Regions from separate parts of the Mus musculus genome. Here region 2 is linked to region 1. Evidence: chromatin loops called from intact Hi-C (ENCODE). Cell type or tissue: left cerebral cortex. All regions are shown on one strand. Links, peaks and the distances in the headings refer to the core of each region. The heading gives the core; the rest is flanking DNA.

What was found. Peaks named below come from ENCODE experiments on the same cell type or tissue, not always from the same donor. Only the 100,000 strongest peaks of a DNase experiment are listed, where the experiment ranks them.
Region 2: a loop joins it to region 1, with 2.0 times the contacts of the local background. A loop is called at or near these places in 2 of 42 quality-filtered maps.

The regions. Positions count from the first base shown.
Region 1 is chr6:88,573,066-88,578,441 of GRCm38, reverse strand. All of the region lies in intron 5 of Kbtbd12 (kelch repeat and BTB (POZ) domain containing 12), which reads left to right. Among named protein-coding and RNA genes, the nearest start is that of Kbtbd12, 52 kb to the left of the region's middle. In left cerebral cortex, for the core only: no CTCF peak of the experiment used is centred there; DNase peaks (open chromatin) are centred at 1,750 and 2,462; H3K27ac peaks cover 1,630 bases.
Region 2 is chr6:88,519,834-88,525,209 of GRCm38, reverse strand. No RefSeq gene overlaps it. Among named protein-coding and RNA genes, the nearest start is that of Sec61a1, 3.7 kb to the right of the region's middle. In left cerebral cortex, for the core only: no CTCF peak of the experiment used is centred there; DNase peaks (open chromatin) are centred at 985 and 3,171; H3K27ac peaks cover 2,185 bases.

The sequences.
Region 1 (5,376 bases), core at 149-5,148:
CTCCTGACGCCCCAGAACCAGAATCCAGAAAGGAGGCAGAAAAATGTCACAAAGTTAAAATGGTTTCTGTGACTTAGCAAAAGGAGGCCTCCATAAAACATTCTTACTATTTCCTTCCAAGAAGAGCTGTTCACCTCAGGAGTTTGCAGAGTGGAAAGCACTTCTCTGGAGCCTCAGCTGGGTTAGCTATCCCAAGGTGGCGCACCGCTGTAGCTATCCCAAGGTGGCGCACCGCTGTAGCTATCCCAAGGTGGCGCACCGCTGTAGCTATCCCAAGGTGGCGCACCGCTGTAGCTATCCCAAGGTGGCGCACCGCTGTAGCTATCCCAAGGTGGCGCACCGCTGTAGCTATCCCAAGGTGGCGCACCGCTGTAGCTATCCCAAGGTGGCGCACCGCTGTAGCTATCCCAAGGTGGCGCACCGCTGTAGCTATCCCAAGGTGGCGCACCGCTGTAGCTATCCCAAGGTGGCGCACCGCTGTAGCTATCCCAAGGTGGCGCACCGCTGTAGCTATCCCAAGGTGGCGCACCGCTGTAGCTATCCCAAGGTGGCGCACCGCTGGGGTGGCTTACCAGCCTCTTGAAGATCCAAGCTTCAGCAGAATTTAGGTGGAATACTTTTTTTTTTTTTTTAATCTCACGGAGGCCTCCAAATGTTAGTCCTGAAGGTCACAAGAGAAAGACCAGTTCCAGAATTTTGAGCCAAATTTGAAGGAAGCTTTAATTAAATAACGGCCAAGATGATTGTCTCTGACCAGATCCATCTCTAGGTTCCCAGGATGTGGTCATGAGTCACATTTTACAGAGGCTTAAAACGGCAAAACCTCATAGCCACCAAATTTCCCATCAGGTCCAATCAGGAAGAAGCGTACGTCTTGACATATTTCCTGCCTACATCCCTCCCACCCACCCACATCCAATCAAGCACAAACAAACTTTAGGGGAGCAAAACCATGTGACTTGATATTTCCCAAGAACCACAGCACCCAACAGTCCAGGAATTTATCTGCCCTTGGGCAAGTGAGGCTTATAGTTTAACTTGGCTCTTACAGGCTCAGACATAAGAACTAGATATTGAGCTATATTTATATATAACCAATACTGTGCCTTGATTATCCTGTAAAAATGAGAAAATAGAAAATAGGTAGGTATGCTAAGGATGAGAAACAAAGCTAAGTCCCACGAATGCCTTGTCTTTGTTTCTGTGACTAACACACATTACCCAAAGCTAGATGCCTATAAGAAAGGCTTTTTTAGCTCACAGTTTTGGAGGCTAGAAGTCCATGCTCAAGTGACCCCAAACATTGGTGACAGAGACCTCCTTGACTGGGTCACTGCATGGTGGATGGTGTCCTGGTGGCAGTGTATGCAGAGGGAAGAGTCACATGGCAACACAAAAGCCCAAAGTAATTCAGGAGTTATTCTCACTCTTATGTCTGTTTTGTGAAACAAGGTCTCACTGTGTATCGTGAATTGGCCTGGAAGTCACTGCATGAGGTAGGCTGGCCTTGAATTTTCGGGGACCCTGCCTCTGCTTCCTAGGAGCTGCAGTTGTGGGGGTGAACTGCAGTCAAGTACTCCGGGGCACTAGTCAGAGGCCCATGAGAGCTGCATCATCCCTTCTGAGGAGAGCAATCCCAGGGTGTGTTCTCCTCCTACAAAGCCCCGCTTCTTAAAAAGCTCTCCACCTCCAGCATCGCCGCTCTGGAGACCAAGTCTCTTGCACATGAATCTTCGGAGAACAAACTCGAGCAGTATCTAAAGCACAGCCGCCTTCATCTGAGAAATCAAGAATGAAGTGTTAGAAAAATGTTATTTATAGGGCTGGAATCGGTGCCTGGAGAAGCAGCCGAGTAGGAAGGAGAGCAGTGGGTAGGGACAGCTTCTTCAAGGAATTACAGGGGTGAAGTCATCTGACTCTTCGTATCGTGTGAATATGAAGTTAGGAAAGCTGGAACAAAGTTCACAATATGCAAATCAAGTGTGAATGAAGAGAATGGCAGGGAGCACTCTAAGGAGTCCGCCTGAGGCCAGTCTCTGTGAGTCTCGTGGGGTCCTCATTTCTTCTGCACCGAAACACTGGCTGCCATTGTTCTGGGTGGATTTTATAAGCATTTTTGTATAGCAGGTGACCTTATCCGACTCCGTAACAAAGGGCAGACACACTGACCCTTTCATGGAAGTCTTCTGATTCCTAAGCCCAGGATTTCTCTCTAGTACTCACAGGTGTTAGTTGGCACACTTCAGGTCCTGGGAGATTAGGAGCTCAGATAGGTGAAATTCAAGATGCTGACGCCACAGCAGCAACAGCAGCAGCAAAGGATACTGTCCTTCATCTGCAGCTCAGGGGTCCCCTGTCTCCATCAGCATCCATGAATCTGCAGTAAACAGATTACAACAACCCAGAGTTTCACAGTCCTTAACAGACTCCTGAATCTCTCCAGCAGGCTCTCTTCCCCACCTAACATAGGTTGAGGAAGCCAGCATGTTTCAAGGCCAGAGCTTATAACACCAGTCTTTCACACATTCTTACAAAACATAAATGAGGAGACAATTCTCAACTTATTCTGTGAAGTCAGTGTTATCCCATTTAAAAAAAAAAAATCAAAGCTCAGAGGCTAGGGAGATGGTGCAATCAGTAAAGTGCTTGCTGTATGAACCTGTGTAAGAGGCCGATACACTTCTGCACACCCAGCGTAAGGAAGGATCCGGGACTCACTGCCCAGCCAGTCTGGCTGAATCGGTATGTTCAGAGTTGTAGCTAAAGAGCTGGCACCAGGGTTAAAGACATGCACTGCTCTTGTAAAAAAAAAAAAAAAGCGTGGTTCCCAGCACACACATCAAGCTGCTCACAGTTGCCTGTAACCCCAACTCCAGAAGCGCTGACACCCTCTTCTGGCTTCCACAGGCACCTGCATTCACATGCATATACCCATACACAGACATACACACAGACACATCATTAAGATGGCTCAGAGGTTGATAGCACTGACTGCTCTCCCAGAGGTCCTGAGTTCAGTTTCCAGCAACCACACGGTGGCTTACAACCATCTGTAATGGAATCCAATGTCCTCTTCTGGTGTGTCTGAAGACAGTGGCAGTGTACTCATATGCATAAAATAAATATATAAATAAATAATAAATAAATAAATAAATAAATAAATAAATGGAGCTGAGGAAAGAGCACTGGCTGCTTCTCCAGAGGACTGAGATTTCTTCCCAGCACCCACAAGGCAGTTCACAACCACCTGCAACTCCAGTGTCAGGGGATCTGACACCCTTTTATGGCTTCCTTGGACACTACACACACACACACACACACACACACACACACACACACACACACACACAAAATACACAGAAATGTAGGCAGGCAAAACACCCATAAAAATAAATATTTTTATATTTAAGAGAAAAGTAAAACTTAAAAAAATAAGTAAGGTGCAGAGCCATTGAGGGCTTGAGGAAGACTGATGTCAGCTCAGGCTTCCATACATACACTCATATATATGCATTTACCCGTACAGACAGCACACGTAGACACCCCAAAAAAGGCAAAAAATTCCAAATGTAGCAAACTGAAACCAGAAGCATTCAAAAAGAGTAGGGTGGGGAAAAAAAAAAAAGAGTTACATGTTATGACCAAGCTAGATTCTCCCAGACAGGCAACAGTGACTAATTGTCTAAAAACTCATTTATATAACACACCTCTTAAATAAAATAAAGGACAAAAACAGGATAATTATCTAAACAGATGAAAAATAAAGGAGAAAAGCCAGTCCCCACTCACAGCAGACTCAGCGTGGCGGCTTGATATGCGTGGCCAGGGAGTGGCCTGGTTGGAGTAGTGTGTCACTATGGGGTGGCCTTGGAGACCCTCCTCCTCACTACCTGGGAGACAGTCTTCTCCTGGTAGCCTTTGGAACAAGACATAGAACTCTCAGCTCCTTCTCCTGCACCATGACTGCCTGGATTCCAGCTGCCATGCTTCCTGCCTTGATGATAATGGCCTGAACCTCTGACCCTGTAAATTTGCCCATAGTAAATGTTGTCCTTTATAAAAGTTGCCTTGTTCCTGGGGTCTCTTCACAACAAAGGAAACCCTAACTAAGACACTCAGCAAAGTAACTGAACCACTAACACACATCTATGGAAAATCTGCAGCTAACATCATACTCACTGGTGAAAAACTGAAAACCTTGGCCCTTAGACTCAGGAACAAGACAAGAGTGTGCATTCTTGCCATTTCTGTGCAGCACTGTGATGGAGATTCTGCTGCAGGTAATTAGAAAAGAGAAGGAAAACACACGCAGCCAGATTATACAGGAATAATTAATTACCTAGGATATGATCCTTTACTTAGAAAATTCTGAAAAGTTTTTTTTTTAACTTATTGGTACTAAGAAACAAGATCAGCAAGGTTGGAAAAGTAATGTACAGAAAATCACATTTCTATGCCCTTGTAGCGAACAATCCAAATTTAAATTAAGAAAACATTCCACTTATAGTGCCATTAAAATAAATAAAATACTTAGCAAAAAACTTAGCAAAAAGCACAGAACTTGTACATTGAAAAAGTGCAAAGTGCTCTCCCTGAGGACCCAGACATGGTTCCCAGCATCATTGTGTCTATAGCTCCAGAACTATAAAATCCAGTGCTCTTTTCAGCCTCGGATTACCGTATACATGGTACATAAGTGTACATAGTGAAAACACTGTACATAAAATAAAATTAATAAAATATCCAAAAATATTAAATAAGAAGCCAAATAAGTAGTCAGTTTAGTAAGATGATTTAAAGTTTAAATGGAGCTGGCCAACACATGAATAACTCCATGGGTGTTTTGTGGGCTTTTGTTTTGTTTTGGCATTTTTTTTGTCTTACTGGTTTTTTGTTTGTTGATTTTCATTTTTGTATTTTTGTGGGTTTTTTTTTTCTAAAGAAAGATAAAGAGAGAACATAAAACTTTGGTGGGTAGGGAGATGGAGAGATGTAGTCTCCCCTCCCCCAGCCTGAAACCTGCTTGCTCGGGGTGGAGCTTCCTGCTCATTCGTTCTGCCACGCCCACTGCTGGAACCTGAGGAGCCACACACGTGCACCTTTCTACTGGACCAGAGATTATTCGGCGGGAATCGGGTCCCCTCCCCCTTCCTTCATAACTGGTGTCGCAACAATAAAATTTGAGCCTTGATCAGAGTAACTGTCTTGGCTACATTTCTTCTTTTGCCCCGTCTAGATTCCTCTCTTACAGCTCGAGCGGCCTTCTCAGTCGAACCGTTCACGTTGCGAGCTGCTGGCGGCCGCAACATTTTGGCGCCCGAACAGGGACCTGAAGAATGGCAGAGAGATGCTAAGAGGAACGCTGCATTGGAGCTC
Region 2 (5,376 bases), core at 269-5,268, 53 kb after region 1:
TGTATAAAAAAATTATCCTCCTCCACGTCCCTTGCTTCCCTTAGGACACCCCTTTGAATTAAGAACTCCAAAAATTAAAAAATGTAAAACCTCACAAGGCGAGAGAAAGAGACAGTGACAGATGAATGACATTTAGTGACAGATGAATGACATTTAGTGACAGATGAATGACATTAGAAGACTGTCAGCTCTTGGGAAACAGACTGCTATGCTTTGTATATTCTCGGCCCACGGAGTGGCACTGTTAGAAACACTGTTGCAGTAGGTGTGGCCTTGTTAGAGTAAGTGTGTCATTGTGGGTATGGGCTCTAATACCCTAGTCCTAGCTGCCTAGAAGTGAGCATTCTGCTAGTATTCAGATGAAGATGTAGAACTCTCAGCTCCAGCTGAACCATGCCTGCCTGGATGCTGCCATGTTCCTCCCTTGATGATAATGGACTGAATCTCTGAATCTGTAAGCCAGCCCCAATTAAATGTTGTCCTTATAAGAGTTGCCTTGGTAATGGTGTCTGTTCATAGCAGTAAAATCCTAAGGCACTGCTGGACATGAAGTAAACCTGTCTTCCTTTTTTCTTTTTTTCTTCTTCTTCGTCTTCTTCTTCTTTTTTTGTTTTTTTTTGTTTTTTGTTTTGTTTTTTTTTTGTTGTTGTTGTTGTTTTTCAAGGCAGGGGTTCTCTGTGTAGTCCTGGCTGTCCTGAAACTCACCTTGTAGACCAGGCTGGCCTCGAACTCAGAAATCCGCCTGCCTCTGCCTCCCAAGTGCTGGGATTACAGGCGTGTGCCACCACACCCGGCTGTCCGTCTTCCTATTTGTCAATTGCTTGCAAAGTGGGGTGTACTACCAGGACCTCTGAAGCAGGGTGGGGAAGGCCAGAAGCAGAACACTGGGTCTGTAAGACCTTGGAGGATGGCAGTACCTCCATGCTGCGCCAAATCTGGGCTGGAAGTCAAACTCACTATAGCAGTTAAACAAAGATGCCTCCCACACCTCTCACAATTGAGTGACTGACCCTCCCTAGCAAGGAAAAGGAGGGAGCCATCTGGGTGGGGACAGCAGATTTAAAATAAATTAAAACACAGCTAGGATACCAAACTGAATTTGAAATTTAAACAAGGAACAGATAATGTGTTTGGTATGAGGCTATCTCAAATGTTACACTTATTCTAAGACATTATTATTCTCTGCTTTTCCAAAGGGCAAATGCAACAGGGTATTCCACATACCGTCTGCAGGTAGCCTTGTATCTGGAGGAAAAAAAAAAAAAAAAAAAAAAACCAGGGCAGTCTGATGGGGCATTCAGGACCCTTGGGCGACACTATGAAGAGTCTAAGGGTAGAAAGGGAACTCGGGTCTTTTTCCAACTCAGCTCCCAGATGACTGTCAACCTGCACGCCACCTACCCAGGCTCCACTGAAGATTGCACAAAGAGCCAATGGTCAGAATGGATCCAGATCCCTCAGCTGCAGAAAAACTCTATAGTGGATGACAGTCTCAAATGCTATGGGATAGTCACTCCAACTCACATCCTCCACAGCCACTGGACCCACACCCCACTGAGAAAGTTTCTCTCCCAAACACCACCCTTAGACACTGCTGGGGAAAGTGACTCACAAAAGCAATGGGGCTCCCAAGAAATGGAGCGTGCAATGTCCCGTGAAAGTGAAGAGGCATCCTTAATGATGAAAACCCAGGCTAAGAGGTGGCCTGCAGACCTAAAGAGCCAGTCCAGACAGGAGCTGGAGAAGCAAGAGAAAATCTAGAAGACACAGGGACAAGACCCCTTAGACTTTTCACTACATTGGGAGGGATGGTAGAGACTGCCAAGAACAGAGAGGTAACCTAGTCAACAGTACTTACAAAGCCCAACAGGTGAAAACATGAGTTAATACTCAAAGAGGAAAGATCCAGAGTCACTAGTAGCCTTGCCACTGTAAAAAAATACCCAAGGTCAAGAGCTTATAAAAAGAACGGGTTTAGGCTAGGCAGTGGTGGCACATGCTTTTAGTTCCAGCATTTGGGAGGCAGAGGCAGGTGGATTTCTGAGTTCGAGGCCAGCCTGGTCTACAGAGTGAGTTCCAGGAAGCCAGGAATACACAGAGAAACACTGTCTCAAAAAAAAGATGAAGACAAAGAAGAAGAAGAAAACGAAGAGGAGGAAGAGAAGGAGGAGGACGAAGAAGAAGAGGAAGAGGAGGAAGAGGAAGAGGAAGAGGAAGAAGGAAAGAAGTTGTTTAGTTTGGCTTATGGTCCATGCTACAGGTTCTTTAGGCTAGTCGGCAGAACAAAATCCACTTATCTCATACCCAGGAGACGAGAAACAAAGAAGGCACAAGGATCCCACAACTTCCTTCAAGGGCTTCCTCCCCCCCCCCCCCCAAAGACCTACTAGGCTCCACCTCTTAAAGGTGTCACTGCTTCCCAGTACTGTCAACCTGGTGAGCAAGACTCCTATTGAGAACAGCTACAGTAGCTCTGACAGAACAGCATGACAGGCAAGCGCAGGGTGACACTGTGCAGTGTCATGAGCCATTGGAGGCTGAGTGGACTTCAGCAGATCTAACTGCCCACTATCAGCTCAAAGAGCCAGGGAGGAGAGCAGGTTGTAGATTTATCTGTAGAGGAAATTTGCCCAGGCACAGGCTCGGTAGGCAGAGATGCAAGGACTTTAGTTTTAATTTATTGGATCAGGAAGCCATGAAGCTGCTGATGGAAAAGGAAAGCCTGGAGTTCCCACTGCTGTCTTGAGAGTGGATGGAGATGTTCATGTGAGGTTTGTTGCTGTTTGAGACAGGCTCTCACTGGTTAGCACTGGCTGACCTGGACTTCACTACATAGACCAGACTGGCCTTAAACTGAGATCCTCCTGTCCCTGCCTCCTGGGTGCTGGGACTAAAAGCATGCACCACCACATCTGGCTTTGAGCTTTTGTTTTTAATTATTTGCCTGTGCATGTGCCCACACAGGCTAAAAGGATGTCATATCTCCTAGAGCTGGAATTAGAGGCAGTTGTGAACTGTCTTATGTTGGTGCTGGGAACCTAACCAAGGTCCTCTATAAAAGCAGTAAGTGCTCTGAACCACAGAACCATCTCTCCAGCCCACCAGTAGGTAATTTTAACAAAGTAATCGTGCTCCATGAGTTGGCTCAGGTTACATCAGCCAAAGAAGCAGATGGCATAAGGAAACTGGTCCCAACTTAGTGGTGTGAGGGAGGCTAGGTGTAGGTGGTAACATCTGTGCCAAGCTTCAGGAGCTGAGCGGGACACGCGTGTTCCAAGACAAGGCTGGGAGGTGATGAAGCAAAGTGGAGAGGAGACCCAGCGGCAGGATGAGGTCCGAGGGGATCAGGGCTTTGGGTGTGCACATGTGGGGGTCCGAGGACAACTCTGTGATGTGGGGGGTCAGGGCTTTGGGTGTGCACTCGTGGAGGTCTGAAGACAGCCCTGTGATGTGGAGTCAGGGCTTCAGGTGTGCACACGTGGAGGTCCAAGGAAAACTCTGTGGAGCTGGATGTGGGGATCAGGGCTTTGGGTGTGCACATGTGGAGGTCCGAGGACAACTCTGTGATGTGGGGATCAGGGCTTTGGGTGTGCACTCGTGGAGGTCTGAAGACAGCCCTGTGATGTGGAGTCAGGGCTTCAGGTGTGCACACGTGGAGGTCCAAGGAAAACTCTGTGGAGCTGGATGTGGGGATCAGGGCTTTGGGTGTGCACACGTCGGGGTCCGAGGACAACTCTGTGATGTGGGGATCAGGGCTTCGGGTGTGCACACGTGGGGGTCTGAGGGGATCAGGGCTTCGGGTGTGCACACGTGGGGCTCTGAGGGGATCAGGGCTTCGGGTGTGCACACGTGGGGCTCTGAGGGGATCAGGGCTTCGGGTGTGCACACGTGGGGGTCTGAGGGGATCAGGGCTTCGGGTGTGCACACGTGGGGGTCCGAGGACAGCTCTTTGGAGCTGGTTTTCTTTCTCCTCCTCCCCTTGTGTGGGTTCCAGGATTGAATTCAGACATCAGGCTGTATGGGGACACTTCAGGTCTGCCTGGGGACAGCTCACTGGCCCTGGCCTGTCTTTTCCTTCCCATAGTAACATATTGGGAACTCTTTCTTGTTTACAGGTTTTGTTTGGAGACAGTGTCTTATAGCCCAGGCTGTCCTTCAACTACTGACCCTCTTCCCTCACCCTGGGACTACAGGCCTAAGTCACCAGGTCAGACTTAGGGAGTCTTTGTTCGTGAAATATTTGATGTATGAAACTTATGTTCTTAGATTTTCTCCTCATTGATGATTAAAACGTCACTCGACCCACAAGCTTTAATAGTATGTTGAAGAGACATACAAACGTGTAGCAATGTAATCTTTGTGGTAGGTGTTATGTTTGGGAGCACTGAGCCTGGGACCTCACACATCAGACAAGGAGTTTGCCGACACGCGAGTTAGTCTCAGCTCTACTCTCACTTTTCTTCTTTTTAAATCTTATGTGCATTGGTGTTCTGCCTCTGTGTATAACTGTGTGAGGTGTCAGATCACCTGGAACTGAAGTTACCGATGGGGATTGGGGGGATGGAGGTGTGGGGCCTGGAGAGATGGCTCAGCAGGTAAGAGCGCTGACTGCTCTTCCAAAGGTCCAACAACCACATGGTGGCTCACAACCATCCATAATGAGATCTGATGCCCATACTCATTATATATATTAAGTAAATAAACCTTTAAAAAAGAAAAGAAGAAATTACAGACGGCTGTGAGCTGTGCTGAGTGTGTGTGCTGGGACTTGAACCTGGGTCGTCCTAACTGCTGAGCCACCTCTCTGGCCACCTACTTTCACTTTTCAACAAAACTTTTGTACTCAACTTTTTATAGCCTATGCCAACATAAGATGCTCCAATTTTTATTCCAGAACTTCGTTTTGTAAAATACAGATTTTGTGAGTATCAAACCAAGTGGAGGTCTGGAATCCATTACTATTTTAACTTCTTCATTGTCCTGAAGACTAAGACAATTCATGTTTATTGCATTTTAAAATACCATTGTCAGGGGTTCAGAGAGATGGCTCAGCGGTTAAGATCGCTTGCTTTTCTTCCAGAGGACCTGAGTTCAGTTCTCAATACCCATGACAGGTGGCTCCCTCTTCTACCTTCAAAGGGCACCTGTTATCATACTTACGTGAGCACAGAAACAATAAAAATAAATCTCAAAGAAATACTTAATCAAAACTTCATTTAGATTTTATTGTCTCTTTAGGCATCTGTCTCTAATATTTAATAATTAAATCTTTAAAATGTGTACATGCAAAAACACTGCACCTCTGTTTCAAAAACCTCACATTGTGGCCTGCTGTGGTGGCACATGCACGGCTAGTCCCAGCACTCAGAGCAGTCA